Regions from separate parts of the Homo sapiens genome. Here region 1 is linked to region 2. Evidence: read pairs that join two places in POLR2A ChIA-PET (ENCODE). Cell type or tissue: GM12878. All regions are shown on one strand. Each heading gives the region's core, and the rest is flanking DNA. Links, peaks and the distances in the headings are about the cores only.

What was found. ChIA-PET counts read pairs that join two places held together with the same protein. Peaks named below come from ENCODE experiments on the same cell type or tissue, not always from the same donor. Only the 100,000 strongest peaks of a DNase experiment are listed, where the experiment ranks them.
Region 1: POLR2A ChIA-PET joins it to region 2 with 6 read pairs; 3 of 35 experiments call an interaction of 5 or more read pairs at or near these places.

The regions. Positions count from the first base shown.
Region 1 is chr1:93,706,682-93,718,092 of GRCh38, reverse strand. It overlaps a transcript of BCAR3 not described here. Among named protein-coding and RNA genes, the nearest start is that of BCAR3, 31 kb to the right of the region's middle. RefSeq lists enhancers at 764-883, 894-963, 6,586-6,645, 6,776-6,825, 10,212-10,261 and silencers at 6,746-7,040, 9,942-10,071. In GM12878, for the core only: no CTCF peak of the experiment used is centred there; DNase peaks (open chromatin) are centred at 8,702 and 9,942; H3K4me3 peaks cover 685 bases; H3K27ac peaks cover 1,717 bases.
Region 2 is chr1:93,869,539-93,875,254 of GRCh38, reverse strand. DNTTIP2 (deoxynucleotidyltransferase terminal interacting protein 2) reads left to right here. Exons shown (of 7, transcript NM_014597.5): 4 at 2,041-2,136; 5 at 3,019-3,183; 6 at 4,463-4,572; 7 at 5,311-5,716. The coding sequence ends at 5,404. Among named protein-coding and RNA genes, the nearest start is that of DNTTIP2, 6.8 kb to the left of the region's middle. In GM12878, for the core only: no CTCF peak of the experiment used is centred there; no DNase peak of the experiment used is centred there.

The DNA of each region.
Region 1 (11,411 bases), core at 8,407-10,906, 160 kb after region 2:
AACGCAGGAAGTTTCCAGAGAAAGTCTTTAGACACTTGGAAATATTAAATGTGACAAACAGAACCAAGTAACAACCAAGTGAAGTGAACTTTAGGCTTCCCTGTCTTTTTAGAGTAATCTGCAAATGAACAGACAAAAAGTTCAACCCTCTGCCACCATAAATAAAAGAGATTTGCAATTGCTTTGATTTTGTTTTTAATATTAAGCTTAGACCCCTCCAAAAACGCAGGCCACACTCTCAGACTCTTACGCAATTTTCCACAATGAGCAGCCCCAATAACAACCCTGCAAAGGAAACCATCCTGTCACCTGAAGACAGGAATCTGGTTGCGCACAGTTCTCTTATCTCCAATTCTTTTTTTTTTTTTTTTTTGAGGTGGAGTCTCGTGCAGGCTGGAGTACAGCGGCACGATCTCGGCTCACTGCAACCTCCACCTCCCTGGTTCAAGCAATTCCACTACCTCAGCTTCCTGAGTAGCTGAGATTACAGGCACATGCCACCATGCCCAGCTAATTTTTTTTGTATTTTTAGTAGAGATGGGGTTTCACCATGTTGGCCAGGATGGTCTCAAACTCCTGACCTCAGGCAATCCGCCTACCTCGACCTCCCAAAGTGCTGGGATTACAGGCGTGAGCCACTGCGCCCAGCCTCTTATCTCCAATTCTTACTTCCATGTAGCCCTTGGCCTAAATGCAAAATCAACTAACTTTTGCTGCTTAAAAAACTGCCCCCAAATTTAGTTGTTCAAGGCAACAACAATTTATTTAATTCACAATTACAAACTCAGCAATTTTGGCTGGGCTCAGCTGGGCCTCCTTCTGGGCTGGGCTGGGTTCACTCATGTGTCTGTGATCAAGTAGCAGGTTGGCTGGGGACTGGTTGATCTGGGGTTACTCAGCTAGGATGACTCATCTCTGCTCCATGAGGTCTCTCATCCTTCAGCAGCCTAGCCTGGCCTTATTCACATGGCAGCAGCACAGATCTAAGAGTATAAGTAGATACTGTGCGGTTTCTTGAGTTCTAGCTAAGAACCTCTACAACCTTGTAACCTCTGCGTTCTGTTCATCAAAAGGCCAGCCCACATTCAAGGAGTAGAGAAATTGATTCCACCTGTTGATAGAACTGCAAAGTGTTGTGGCCTCAGTCTGTATCTACCGAGCCCATCTACAGCTTCACCACTCGTGCACCTGCATCTCCCTGCCTGAGTGCATGCTCTGCTCCTGAGAGCATGTCCATCTCCTGCATAAAGCAGACTAGAAGATCAGAGTGGATGCCCTCCAGTCAGCCCTCAGCCAATGAGGAGGGGAGCTAATGGACAAATCCCACAAGTTCCTTTCCCTTAGATAATTTCAAGGTGTGTTCTACACAGATTCTCCAAGGCGCTGTGGGAGATTGAACCCAAGTTTCCTATGGTGGTCACCTGCTCATGAGGCACCCTTTCTCGGCATTCCTCTTGGTTGTCTCAACGTCCCCTCTACCTTACCACACTCTGGGGATCAGCTCCCTCAAGTGATCTTGCAGTACTTGAAACCAAATCCTTTTAGGGCCTGGTTTTGGGGAAATCTATGCTAAGACAGAGAGATAAGAGTCAGATCACCCTTGATCTCACAGGCCAAGCTAATGAGTTTGAATTTATCTTGTAGGTGATTGAGCTTCAGTGGGTTTTGAGCAGAGAAATTGGTGTTTTACAAACAATATTAGTGGCAAAGTAGAAACTAATAATACCCAGTTCCGCTGACTTCAGGCCAGTGCTGTGACATCAACTGTATGCTATTGCTATTTTAGGCTTTGGATGTGAGAATATGCAGATCTTCTTTTAAAGTTCATTTATTTTTGAATAAGTAATACATACACATGGTGCAAAATTAGAAAAGTGCAAAAGATCTTTTGTTAGAATCATTTTTCAACACCAAAGGAGCATTTAAATAGCCATTGTGTTTTTAGAGTGTGTTAAGACATAGGGAGCTAGCTCTTGGCTCCTTCTGAGACCACTCACTCCTGGTGGCATCTTGCACTCTCACTCCTGCAAACTGTTCTGGGCCCTTCCAACACCCTGCAGCTCGCAAACCTCTGCTGGAAGGGCAGGGGAGAGACGCTGACATTTGTGGCCCAAAGTAAACTTGGCAGGGTTGGTGGATGCCATCCTTGCTCCCTGTCACCACAAATAATTGCAAGCTGGCTGAGCGCTACTCAAACGCATTAAGGTTTGTGGCTTGTTCTGACAGAAATTGAAAAAGGGCAACGTCAAGGCCAAGCCTACAGCTTTTATCTCGGTTAGCTGGGGAGAGGAAGAGATAATGATTCACAACACTCCAGGTCTTCACATTTCTCCTGAAGAGCCACCATCTGTCTATAACGTGAGGGAAGAAGTGCTGTCAGGTTAATTGCCTTGCGTCAGCCAAACCGTCTGCATTTATTTAAATCAAGTCAAGTCCATAAATAGTTTCGAGTGTCTGCTGTGGGCCAGCTCTGAGCTCAGCTCTCTGGGGTACTCAAGTAAGTGTGAGCCACCAGCTCTGGCACCCTAAGAGGCAGGCTGGTGATTTGGCAGTTCTGGTAGCTTAGAACCAGGCATGTTCAGTAAGAATCCCAGCCCCATCATCAATCAGCTGAGAGATCTTGGGCAGCTGAGTTGATCTCTCCAGAACCTCCTTTTCCTCACCTTTAAAATGGTCCTGCCTACTGCAAAGGGGTAGATGAAAATCTCCAAGGCAATCTTTGTTTCTGTCATCTTTCCTAGGAACTTACAACCTTTCCAGGGAAAAAAGACAATTTTACTTTGTGAAAAGTTAAGAAAACATTTCTAAAAGATAATTAACTGTTCAAAACAAAAAAAGAAACAAGAAAAGAAAGTAGGTAAACACAAGGGGTGATGAACTGCCAGACATCAGTGTTTGCTCTAGAAGTTGAGCCAGGAAGAATAGCAGGGGGGAAGAACAAGGAGGTGTTCCTGGTTTGTAATTTTATTCCATTTTTGCCTAATACAAAATTGCAGTGCCTGGCACATGGTAGGCATGCAATAAATATTGTTGAATGAGTGTTCAAGTAAATAATAAATGAATGAATATTCTGTACAGGTTTTGTCACTGACCCTTAGGAAAGGTACCCAGAGGAGAGTATGCAGAGATGATAAACAGATGGAATGGGAGATTTTATTTTCAAAAAAAATGCTTTTCCTGAGAAATCTTTCTGGTCTGTAAAGGCAGGAGTTGAAAATGGATATGACAGAAGCTTACAAAACTGCGAAAGTCACGGATGAGACTATTATCATCTTTTTTAGGTTTTTAATTAATTTATAAATCTTCATTTAAATATTGTGTTGCTAGAAGTAGGTACAGGATAACCTTTGAACTATATGAAGTTTTAGGACATCTGAAAAAAAAAAAAGAAAGGCGGTCTTAGTTGTGATTAGTATGTTAAAAGAATTTTTATCCCTTCACACTGGAGGCTGAAAATACAAGTAAAGCCAAGAGGGATTTGATGAATTCATGAAGGCTGATCTCAGGGTAAGTTGCTTCAGATTCCTCAGGGATTTTGAAGCTTATGTTCTGAAGGACTCCCATGTTAGAGACAGACTGCTGGGCTGTGGTGACCCTGGACCTAGCCTAGGAGCACATTTCTGTGGTTTTGTGTCCCTTCAGGGAATATTTAATAAACTCCCACTATGTGCCAGGCAGTGTTCTAGGGGCCAAGAACACAGTAGTCAATAAGATGGTGTCCTAGACCTCCAGGACTGCCAACCTAGAGACAGAAGGCGATATGGGAAGAAATACATTTCAGTGTATTAAGTTCCATAATAAAAGTATGATGGGGCCGGGCGCGGTGGCTCACGCCCGTAATCCCAGCACTTTGGGAGGCCGAGGTGGGCGGATCACGAGGTCAGGAGATCGAGACCATCCTGGCTAACACGGTGAAACCCTGTCTCTACTAAAAATACAAAAATTAGCTGGGTGTGGTTGTGGGTGCCTGTAGTCCCAGCTACTCGGGAGGCTGAGGCAGGAGAATGGCATGAACCCAGGAGGCGGAGCTTGCAGTGAGCTGAGATCGCACCACTGCACTCCAGCCTGGGTAACAGAGCGAGACTCCATCTCAAAAAAAACAGTTGAATCTATAAAAATTGTCTTTCTAATTTTTTAAATGCCTCTCCCCCACCTGCATTTTAGAATTCCCATGTACTCAGAAAATGTTTGTGGATGGATGAATGAATGAATAAGTAAGTAAAAGAATGAATTTTGGCTTCCAGAAATGGGCATAATTTTCAAATAGAAATTTATTAACATTTGAAGGCTCACTACAGTCAAATTCACTAAGTAACCACTTCTAAGATTGCTTTGTGTGAAAGTCCTAGAGGCTACATGGTTTAATAGAAAAAAAAATGGCATTTCAGTTTTTGGAACCATTGCTGTGGGTTTTTCAATCTGCAATTCTAGAAATCTTGAAGGGGGAAGCTCTATGCAATTGCAGCTACAGGCCAAAGGTCATTTTTACTAAGTATTGATTTTAGCAGCAAGGAACTCTTGCTTCAGTAAGACTTCTCACACTTGCCCTACCCTGAAATGAGCACATTTCACTCTGCATGTTGCTCAGGAAGGCTGCCTCTCTGAAGAGCCTCAACATAATTCCTACAGCCTGGCATGCTTGATGACATCACCAGGAATTTGGTGATTGGAAGGCAGAGGTCCAGGAAAGAATCTTGGACCAGGAATCTGGACCTCATTAAATAATTGGTCCTTCTGAGAAGCTTAGTCTTGGGTCCATATTCATGAACAAAGAGTTCTGTGGCTTCCTCAAGCTGCCTTTCTCCCCATCTACCTTTCACTACCTCCTGCCACTTATTCTCCCTCCAATAACAAACTGCACTAAGATAAGACCCTAGAGTGTGCCGTCCAATACAGAAGCCACTACCCGTGTCTGGTTATTTAAGTTTAAGTTAATTACAATGAAATAAAATTGAACATGCAATTTCTCAGTCATACTAGCCACATATCAAATGCACAAAAGCCACATATGTCTCCTGGCAACCATAGTGGACAGTGCAGAGAACATTCTCATCATTACAGAAAGTTCTACTGAACTGTATTGCCCTAGAGAAAAAGGAAGATGAAAGCTGAGGATGAAGGTGGTAATTTTGAAGAAAATGCTGATAACATCTAGACCAGCCATATAGAGATAAGGAACATTCTAGCAGGAAGTTGCCACAGGATGCAAAACTAGGCAACAAGTGAAGGGTGTGAAGAGAGAGAGTATAGCTTTGGGACGAGAACCCAGGTTTAATCCTGATTCTAACCAAGTGTGCGGCCATGAAGAGGTTATGTGAACTCTTGGAGCCTCAATCTTTTCATAAGGGAAATAGTGGTGATAATGGTTCCTATGCCATAGAGCTGATGTGAAAATCAATGAGACAATTAGCGTAAGGTGCTTAGCATGCTGCCTGGCATATGGAAAAGGTCAAAAATAATAAGGCAGGGAGGGGTAAGAAAAAAGAAAGGAGAGAACCTAGTGAGAAGACAGCTGACCTGGAAAGAAGAAATGTCAAGAGTATGTTTACATGGACCTAGACAGTGAGCACTTTTATGATGGCTGGAGAGTACAAATCAGAAGGACAGAGCAACAGAGGCAGCTGGACCTCTGGAAACCTGAGGAGCACGAGGTGAACGTCCTCTGGATTAGGGGAGCTGTGCCAGGCGGGGCACAATCCCATATGATCCAGTGTTCCTGCCCATGTGTGGCAGCAGGAATTGTACCACTCATGGGAGCTTAGCTGTACTCAGCTTTATGCCATTGACTGCATTCTTGAGACCAAGGGAAGCATGGGACAGATGTGGCTTTCCTGGGACAGGCTGGGTGAACCAGGGTCGGGGACAGAGGGGTCAGACAATGATCAAGTTGATACAGGGAATTAAAGGGAAGAGGATAACATTTATTCAGTGCCTGCTACATGTTCAGCACTTCACATATCCAGTTGCACTTCACCCCACAACAGTAGCCACCTCCAGTTTGTAGGAGAAGAAACTGGGGCTCAGCAGAGTGAAGGAACTTGCCCAAGATCACACAGTCAGTAAACGAAATTTAGGATCTCAGCCCTGGTCCTCAGGATTGCAAAGCCTGTGCAAATCAGCTGTGGAAGCCCCTAAGCTTTGAGGAAGGAATAGCAATAGAGACGTGCAGAGAGGGTTTGAAAAGAGTTGGCATTGCATTTTTTTCATCATCTAGTAGAGTTCTATGCAATGTCCATGTTTTGCAGGTCACAAACATGAATAAGACAGGATTCTTGTCTGTAGGTGCTTCCTTAGCAGTGAGGCAGACAGGCTAAGAACAAGATGAGGACAACTAAAGGTAAAATGTTCAAACTCATCCCTGTAAGAAATACTTTGCTTATTGAGTCTCTACTATGTGCCAGGTACTGTACTAGGCTCTGGGGATACTCTGGTGTGCTGTGTTTACAGAAATGGTTGCACTTTCCCCTTTTCCTATATCCACACCCCTTTGCGGCTTCTTCCATTAAAGTTGAGTCTATTCTCCACCGATTGAATCCAGGCTAGCCTCATGACTTGTCTTGGCCAATAGAATGTGGTAGAAGTGACATTGTACCTCTTCCAAATCTTGCCCTTAAGAGGCCTCATACCTATCCATTCTCATTCTTGAAACTCTGTAGCTGCCACGTGGACTCCCCCAGGCTAGCTGGCTGAATAATGACAGACACATGGCCCTTTCACTTTCATTGTCCCAGCCAATGGTCAGTCACCTGACAGACATGAATGAGGCCATTTGGACCCATACCATACAAGTATATCTTAAGGGAAAGGAAGCGATAATTAAGCCAGCCTCCCACGATGGCCCCAGAGATCACCATTCTGGTATTCACACCATGTGTAGTTTCCTCCCACACTGCATCAAGGGTGGTCTGTGTAACAATGGCACATGGCAGAAGGGATGATGTGTTGCTTCTGATATTAGTTCACAAAAGCCTGCAGCTTCTATTTTGGGTGCCTTCTCTCTCTCTTTCTTATCATTCATTCTGGGAGAAGCCAGCTTCCACATCCTGAGAACACCCAGTCAGCCCATGGAGGGGTCATATGGTAAGGAACTGAGATCTCCACCCATAGCCTGAGAGGCACTGAGGTCCACAATGAGTGAGCGTGGCAGGAGATCCTATAGCTCCAGATGACCAAAGCCCAGGCTGACAGCCTGAATGTAACCTCTTGAGAAACCCTGAACCAGAACCATCGAGCTAAGCTGCTCCCAGACTCATGATCCAAAGAATATGTGAGATAACAAATGTTTGTTTTAAGCTACTAGGTTTGGGGGTAATTTGTTATGCCAGAAAAGATAACTGACAAAAAGCGTTAGCTAGATAAAGCAGGGGGAGGGGATGGAGTGTTCCAGACAGAGGGAATGGCATGATCAAAGGTCCTCAGGTAGGAGGGAATACAGGACCAGAAGAAACCGAAAGAAGACCAATGCGACAGGAGTTCAGAGAGCAAATGAGGCCGAAAGGTTGGTGGGGTCGAGACCTGCTGGGTGTGGCCTGGGGGTCTTCCTAACAAGTTTGCATTAGGAGCAACAAGAAATCAAATTATTGAGGGACCAGCATTAGGGGCTTCAAGGAAACCCAGATATCCTGGCTAGGATAAAGTCTCTCCCTGCCAATCCTCCAAATTAGTAACTTTGGGTTTTTAGTTTTCCCTACTCAAAGGTGCCCTTCAAGGTCTCCAAGGGAAGAGGCAAAGGGAGACGTAGCAAACATCCAGCATGGTATGGGTAAGGCTTCTCCAGCTCCAGCCATGCCAGGCAGCCAGGCCCAGCAGAGAGCTGTGCTTCCCTGACTGGTCAGGACTGGTCCCTCCAGCAGGGGCAAAGCCAGAAACAAGGGGTACAGGTCCAGGGAGGGAGCCCACTTCTTGATCAGCCTTTCTTGGTTCCCAGCTTCCCAGCTTCCCACCCCCTATCCACCGGGAGTGAGTTTATACTGTTTTACAGAGACTAGGACACTTGAACTCATATTTCATTCTCTCATGGATTTCGTCCAACTGGCCTAATCTTTTTTCTCTAAGTGACAAAGAATCTAAAGATATGGAATGTTCCCCAAAACAACTTTGCAGAAAAGCAAAATAAACACAGCATCGAACAGGCCCATTCATTTCATGAATTGATTATAGAAAGATAATTTCTATTTTTCTTTTAAAAATATATATTTAAGATAGAGATATGAAAAAATTACATGATGATCCATCAAGGAGATACATTCCACCATGATTATGTTATAGCAGCAAAGCCCTAGTCCTAATATAGGACGGTTGAGTTGATCAGATAAAGACTTTTTTCCCAATCTACAATCCTATAGATTGTAAATACAATTTTTAAAAACTACAACAGTTTTCCATTAAACAGCCTTCCTTTTTCTCTTCCCATCTCTAGTCTAGGAGATATTCCCCTCCCTCCTTCTTGCTGTTCCAAGGACAATCAAGGGGGACTGCCTGCTGAGCATTCACTAATGTCAATCCTAATCTAATGCCAGTAAGACATCCTTATACAGGGTCACCCACACTAAGAGAGAAGGCTCTGTGTCCTGGAGCCCCTGGCCAACACCTGTACAGATCAAGACCCACTTCACTGAAGGGCAAGGGACCAATCTGAAGACAGAGTGTGTTGTCAGAACATCAGTGCTTGCTCAAAACCACTTCCCAATTGGGCAGATTCATTGGTCTCTCTTTCCCTTGAGTGTGCTTTGAACAGACCGCAGGCTGGCTTGGAGGGACAGGAAGAAGAAGAGATGCAGCTGTAAATCAGTGTCACCTCTCCAACTCAGGGTCAGAGGAGGAGAATGTGCCCACCTCCAGGAAGGCCTGCTGTTATCAGATGTGCCTGAGCAGTCATGAGCACGCTGCTCTGCTGCCCTGCAGCCTGTGGACTCCCCCTCGTTCTTCTCTTTTGCAGCCTGGAAACAGATGCCCTTGGGAGGGGAAAAGCTCTGACTTCATCGGGGCTCCCAGGCCCTCCCTTTTCCAAACAGAACAAAGCCTACTTAGCTTATCGCAGCACTTCTCCTTGTGATTTTTTTTTAATTGGCCTCTTCACATGTGCAATCGACTCTCCTGATATGAAAGTTGTGAGCCCTGTTTTTGCAAGCCCGAAGCTTAGAAGCTGATCCCCACGAGCATCAACAGAAATCATCTGAATGCTCTAAGTACTGCCAGTGCTTGCTAAAAAATAAAACAGCCTGCCAACCTCCTCCTGCCTGTGTCCTTGGCACAGCCCTGGCGGGGCAAAGGAGCCCCAAGGACCCCATTGTTCTTTGGAAAGAAAGAAGCAACTCCAGCCAATTCAGGTGTTTGGGGGATTATTGAGATGGTCTTTTTTTGTAGATATGATGTGGTGGTGAATAGGGTAAGTTATATAGGGGACTCTATGGTGGTGACATTTGAAAAGATTGAAGAGTGAACTGAAACCGGTTTCTGTGAGCCCAAAGTTTTATTCAGCCAGTACAGTTCTAGAATTTGCTACTAATATGTTTATTTTCTCCCAAAGATCTTCTCCTTTTCTGAGAGTAATGGGACACTGGGGAGAGAACTTATGGACAAAAATATGGGGACAGAAAAGATTATGACAATTTGTAAAGTGTCCACACTGTTGGTTGGATTAGCTATGTGAGATGATGAGGGAGAAAGAGAGAAAAACAGGCAAAACCAAAAAAGGCCCCTTGGAAACAAAGTTAAGATGGTTTTTGGACTCATCCTACCTCCTGTGGGTTTAGCTTAACATCAGTCCCATCTGCCAGAGGCCGGAGGCAAGGTGCTTAGGGGTTTAATTGTTCTGTGAGACCCTGAAGCAGGATGAGAAGTGGCCTGGTGTCAGAGTAGAGCAGTTGGCCCATTACTGAAGGTCATGGTTCAGAAGTTCTCAACTTACTCTTTTCTCTATTCAGGTTCTATATAAGTGAGCAGTAGAAGGATATGGTTATCTCCTTCCTTTATTGTAGCAGTCTGCGAAGTTCCATTTCCTTCTTGAAACCTCTGACTCAATGGCTAGAGGAACCCTCCCGCACCCCTCCCCTCCTGTCTATGCTGGCAACTTTTGAGCCGCCCCCTCGGCTTACCACCTTGCAAAACCTGTCAGATCCATTGCTTTTACACACTGCTATTTACCTCGTTGTTTATTTTGTGTATGTGGGTCATCTGTTGTTTAGGTTAGATTGAAGTCTGGCTGTGTTGGTGTAGTTAGCTTTTGATTATTTCCAGAAGAAAGATAGTACACCATATCCATACAAGCATTTAATATTACGTTGTTTTCTTTTTGATCTAATGTCCAGCTTCAGCCTAGAAAACATCCTGAATGATCCAGGCTTGGGGACCGTCAGAGCTATTATTATTATTTATTTATTTATTGAGACTGAGTCTCACTCTATCACCCAGACTGGAGTGCAGTGGTGCGATCTCAGCTCACTGCAACCTCTGCCTCCTGGGTTCAAGCGATTCTCCTGCCTCAGCCTCCTGAGTAGCTGGGATTACAGGCACGCGCCACCACACCTGGCTAATTTTTGTATTTTTAGAGATGAGGTTTCACCATGTTGGCCAGGCTGGTCTTGAACTCCTGACCTCAAGTGATCTGCCCACCTTGGCCTCCCAAAGTGCTGGGATTACAGGCATGAGCCACCATGCCCGGCCTATTATTATTATTTTAAAGCATAATTATTTAATGCGGATTTTGCATATCTACTGCATTTGATCCCTTTCTGAATAGTTTTCACTGTTTTATTTAATTACTGTACTTCAAAATACAGAAATTTTGGAAAACAGAGAAACACTCTTTGGTGTATATACTTTTAGTATTTTTTTAAATGCATATAGATTTATTTTCTGTTTTCAGCAATAATATTATACAGTTTGTTTTAAACTGTATACTTTTTTTGTTTTTTTGAGATGGAGTCTTGCTGTTGTCACCTAGGCTGTAGTGTAATGGCATGATCTCAGCTCACTGCAAACTCTGCCTCCCAGGTTCAAGCAATTTTCCTTCCTCAGCCTCCCGAGAAGCTGGGATTACAGGCGCCCGCCACCACACCTGGTTAATTTTTGTATTTTTAGTAGAGACGGGGTTTCACCATGTTGGCCAGGCTGGTCTCGAACTCCTGACCTCGTGATCCACCCGCCTCTGCATCCCAAAGTACTGGGATTACAGGCGTAAGCCCCTGCGCCCGGCCTAAACTGTATACTATTAAACTGTATATTGTTTACTTTAGTAATAGATCATGAATGGATTCCCATGTTGCTATAGAAATTATAATGGCTGTGTAATATTGAATTATGTAGATTTATATAAGTAATTCTCCATTATTGGACTTTTATTTATCAAACATTTATATAAGCACTTACTATGTGCCAGGCATAGTTCTAAGCTCCAAATAGATATTAAC
Region 2 (5,716 bases), core at 3,099-5,598:
TATAATTTCAGAAGGAATTACTGTTAAGGTAACTTTACCCAAACCCTTAGCTTTAGCCAACACCTTGCACTGTTTTCTCCTAAATCTATATTTTCTAGCCTTGATGCTTCTCACTGTCACTTTCAGACCTTTAAATCCAAGTACCTATTTGTTCATTTAGATGTCCTCAGGTACTTGACGTCACTAATTCCCCTTTCCCTGCCTGAACCAGGAATCCTCTTCTTGTATTCTTTTTTCTGGCTAATGAAACCAAACTCTCTTTTCCTTTTGTAGTCAGTCACCAAGCCTCTAGGGGAAGATATTTCTCTGCTTCCTCCTTTTCAAGCGACTGTCACCAGCTAGTGCAGGCCTTTGCTTCTCATCTGGACTACTCCAGTGGCTTCCTTATTGATCTTGTTTTCATCTTGTTCTTCAAGCCATCCTCCACACTTCTAGATTTCTCTGTCTAAAAACACAAATCCGGCTGGGCAAGGTAGCTCACATCTATAATCCCAGCACTTTGGGAGGCTGAGGCAGGAGAATTGTTTAAGCCCAGGAGTTTGAGACCAACCTGGGCAACATAGCTAGACCACATCTCTCCTCCCTGCCCCAAAAAACACACCACACACACAGATGTGACAGTATTCTCTTGAATCCTTCAAAGTACCTCTCTACCCCACCCAGCTGTCATCTGCTCTATTCTTGCCACTGAAGACTACTGTAGTTGCCTGAACTTACCCTGCTTTTCCCCAAGCAAGTGCAAAATAATTGATCGTTGCCCTTGGGGAATATTTTACCTCCAGTCCTTCTCACAACCCCTCTGTTTCCATAACATCTAGCATAGATCTGATTCATTGTTGATCATGTGATATATTAACTTACCATCTTTTCTTTATATTCCTAAAACAGGGTTTTTCAGTCTCAGCACTACTGATGTTTTGGGCTGCATAATTTTGTTGTGAGATGTTCCGTGCATAGTAGGATGTTTAACAGCATCCCTATCTTTTGCCCACTAGATGTCAGTAGCATTCTTCCTTATCCTCACCACCACCAAAAATGTCTCCAGACATTGCCAGATGCTCCCAGTTGAGAACCACTGTCCTTGAATGTACTACAGTACTTGACTCACAGCAAACTCTTAATCATTTGTTAAGTAAATATCATGCCCCCTTTTATGAGTGATAGGAAAGCCTAGACGGCTACCTATACCACACAGAAACATCTAGGCCTGAACCTGAATTGTGTGCCTGACTGTTAATTTCTGAGTTGATCATTTCAAATGTCAGTCCCAAATTAATGCTTGTACTATATTCCTGTAAACTATTTTGAGGGCTACAGAGCAGTCTTACTTGGTTCTTGTACTGAGAAAAATACTAATTAACCTGAGGTTCCTTTAGTCACACAGAGTTTTAGGAGAATATAATCATCCTAGTCAAGTAACAAAAGTACAGAAATCATTTAGGAAAAGATAAACAGATTTGACTGCACAAATTTATTTATTTATTTTGGAGAAATGGCGTTTTCTTATGTTACCCAGGCTAGTCTTGAACTCCTGGCCTCAAGTGATTGTCCTGCCTTGGCCTCCTAAAGAGTTGGGATTATAGGCATGAGCCATCGTGCCTGGCCTTTTTTTTCTTTTTTCTTTTTTTTTTTGGGAGGGAGCTGGGTTTGGGGGGAGACAGGGTCTCACTCTGTCACCCAGGCTGGAGTGAGTGGCACAGTCATAGCTTGCTGCAGCCTCAAGCTCCTGGCCTCAAGTGATCCTTCTGCCTTAGCGTCCTGAGTAGCTGGGACTACAGGTGTGTGCCACCATGCCCAACTAATTTCTTTTCTTTTTTTTTTTTTTTTTACAGTCAGGGTCTTGCTATGTTGACCAAGGTGGTCTAAAACTCCTGGCCTCAAGTGATCCTCCTCCCTTGGCCTCCTCAAAGCACTAGGATTATAGGTGTGAGCCACTTTGCCAGGCTGACTAAAAATTTTAAAACTTACAGAAGTTTAAACTGTTGAAAAACTTATATAACATTCTGACATTATTTTAAAACCAATTTTATGTTTTTATAGCTTCTGCAGAAAGCCGTCATTACACCTGATTTTGAAAAAAACCACTGTGTTCCACCATATAGTGAATCAAAGTATCAACTTCAGAAAAAACGCAGAGTAAGTACAGTGACTTAATTAAAATGCTTAGATATGTTTGGCTATATATTTTCAGCTTATACAACATAACTGCACAATTAAACTGTATCTGTTGGTCTATATATGAGTCCAAAGAAAATAATTACAGATTTCTAAGGGCTGTAAAATATAGTACCATAAACACATTATGTATAGATTTTCACATCTTTGCAGCCACAATAGTGCATCTATAAGTAGAGGTTTTTTAAAAAAATATATATATATATAGATTACTTCTATCTGCCATTTCGACTAGTTATCCAGAGAGCTTGAAGGAAAGTTGAGGATGGTATTCTAGTAATGTTACTGTAATATGGAGCACCCTGGCACATGGTAGGCACTAACTAAATACTTGTTGTATGAATGAAACAAAATTAAATAACTTGTAGGAGTTTTCTAAAGAATAGTATTTTGTTTTATTGTAGAAATAACACAAGGTTCTGGATCCTTGTATGAGTGGCATTCTGAGACTCCTGGGTGACTGAATAAAAATGTTTACATATAAGCTCTAGAAACGAAAGTGTTTTTATACATTTTCTTACTGCATATAGTCTGTTTTAGACAATAAAAATTGAAGTTGTGTGTTATTCTCCCAGCAAGTCAGCAGTTACTCTCTGAGACAGAAAATAGATTTTACGGAGCCCTCATTTATGAAACTGATAATCCTGTCCCTAATTTAGCGGAGAAGTCACTTTTTGTGATTTAATTCCTTTTATCTCTATGATTCTGGATTTAAGTGCTTTCAATAAAGTAACCATTTGTTTTTAATTTACAAAATTTTCTGTATGTGTTACTTCAGGGGAAATGAATTATAATGTATACTCTTAGCTGTTAGAATGTTTATTTTTGAAATCATAATTTCAGAAAGAACGACAAAAAACAGCAGGGGATGGCTGGTTTGGTATGAAAGCTCCAGAAATGACAAATGAACTGAAAAATGATCTCAAAGCACTGAAGATGAGAGCCAGCATGGACCCGAAAAGATTTTACAAGAAAAATGATAGAGATGGCTTCCCCAAGTACTTCCAGGTATGAAGCAAACAGAATAGTGGTGATGATCTGTGAATTTTAGTTTGGAAAGCACTGTAGTGTTCTTTAAAGTTTACTCCTAAAATAGAGGATATTTCCATTGTGCATGCCTAATGTATGGAACATATCTGCATAGGCCATATAAGAATGGCCATTACCCAATTCAGCCACTAACTTTTAATTTGATCACATTTAGAGAGATGGTGTTACAAATGGTTTCCAGGTCAGCTAAAACCTGTTGAACCTATAAAGTTCACTATGTGAATGTATGAATAGTATCAGCCTAACAGCAAGAGTCCATACGGGATAGGGGTAAAAGGGTATCACGTGTACTAATCCAAGTTGGTTTTTAAAATGTTTTCATCTGTTCGTGTTACACCTCTGCTCAGAAACATTCAGTGATGAATTATGACATAGGATTGGGTCTGTATCCTTTCATTTAGCCATTAATAATCCATACCCAAACTAGTTCACCTGCCTTTCATCATATAGCCCAACAAATTCCAACACACTTAGCTACTCAGTCTTGTCAGAACACGTACATACCAGTCCCTGCATAATTTGACTTTGCATATCCATAGTTCTTGTTTGTTTGGTGAAATTTTACCCATACAAATTCAAGCTAAATTGTCATTCTTTGTTAAATCTTCCTTACCTCTCTTAGGTACAATTGGTCACTTTGTCTTCAGAGCGTCTATAGTGTTTTGTTCAGCACATGTTATGCTTTAATATTTTAGTTACTTTTTGTGGAGCTTCCTTAAGACTGCAGGCTCTGCACTGCAGGAACCAGATGTTCTTTGTTTCCCTAACATGTAACACAGTGCCTGGTGCATAGTGATCACTGTAAATTTTATTCAGTTGAGTGTATGAACAAATACAGAATGATCACTAAGTAGGCCAAACTGGCAGCCTTTGTGATGACCTAGGAAACCAAATAGGTATGTAGTAGAATTTATGTGTCTAATTCATTGATTTGGGAAACTAGAACAAAAAGTATATATTATCTGTTCCACTTTTCTCCTTTAGTTACACTGTGCATCATGAATTTAGTGTTTAGCAAAGAAATTTTGGATCTACTATAAACTACTGAAGAAACATAATAGCACCACTATGCTACTTTTTTTTTTTTGCTTTAAATAAATGGCAAAATTTACATTACTATTAGTGTAATGTAAGCTTGTTCTTTCCATTCCTTTCTCTAAATATAATTAGAGCTACACTGAAGTATGAAAGCATCTTGGCACTCAATGCATGACTTATTTCAATCAATTGTTCACAGATTGGAACCATTGTTGACAATCCAGCTGATTTCTACCATTCACGAATTCCCAAGAAGCAAAGGAAAAGAACTATTGTGGAAGAACTGCTGGCTGATTCTGAATTCAGAAGGTAAAGGAATTCATATTTATTTTATAATATGTATACTTTGCTTTAAAAATGTATAAACTTATAAATTTTCAAATAATTTAAAAATAACTCATTTATAATAACCCATAACATATTAACATGAATATATATTTTTATGAAAAATAATTTAGTGCAAATCTCTTTAATGTCTGGCTTAACTAAAGACAGAGGCTCATACCTGCTTCTGCAGATAACATACATCACGTAGCCCCTGGAAAACACTACACTCATGAGAGAACGAGGGTGAAAAAAGCGATTAATGCCTTAGTATTCTTGAGAAAATAGTTTTTACCTAATGAATCCCTTGAAAGGGTCTACTCCACAGACCACACTTTGAAAACCATTGGTCGCTTCTAAGAAATATATATATCATACTGTGCATTTTCAGGATAAGTGTGACTTTTTGTTTTGCTTAGTCCTGATTTTTGTGTTTTTATCCCTCAAAAATGTTTAAAGCATTTGATACAGCCTGGTGGATGGATATAGTGCATATATAGATCATATATGGATATATGGATAGATAGATGGATATAGTGCATATAGTAGGAAAGTCTTCCTACTACAGTTGCCATTTTTTCTCCCTAGATTGCAAGCAAGTGCTATGAGGTCAGAGACTATACTTGTCTTGTCCACCACTCCATTCCCAACTTTTACCCTAAGGTTATATTAACTTCTAATGTCTGATATATCAAACATAAAGTTCTGATTTTTCTTTTTCAGATACAACCGAAGGAAGTACTCAGAGATCATGGCTGAAAAAGCAGCAAATGCAGCAGGAAAAAAGTTCCGAAAGAAGAAGAAATTTCGCAATTAAGATTTACCAAGCAAACTGCAACATTTTACATTGCTCCTTTATTTACTTATTAAAGACGTTTGGAAAACTAACACCATCATCTAAATTAATTTACCATAGACTGGCCCTGTTCATACAGGAATTTGTATTTGGAAAAAGTTGATTTGAGAATCGATTACATGCCCTTAGAAAATAGGGGTGTCTAAAAGACCCACCCTGGTGTAGACTCTTTATGGGAAAAAAGGAAAAAAAATCTCAACCATTTTAAGATAACTGATGGTTTGTAAAGTTTTCAATGCTTAGTTATTTAAAGAAAATTTAATTAAAAGATAG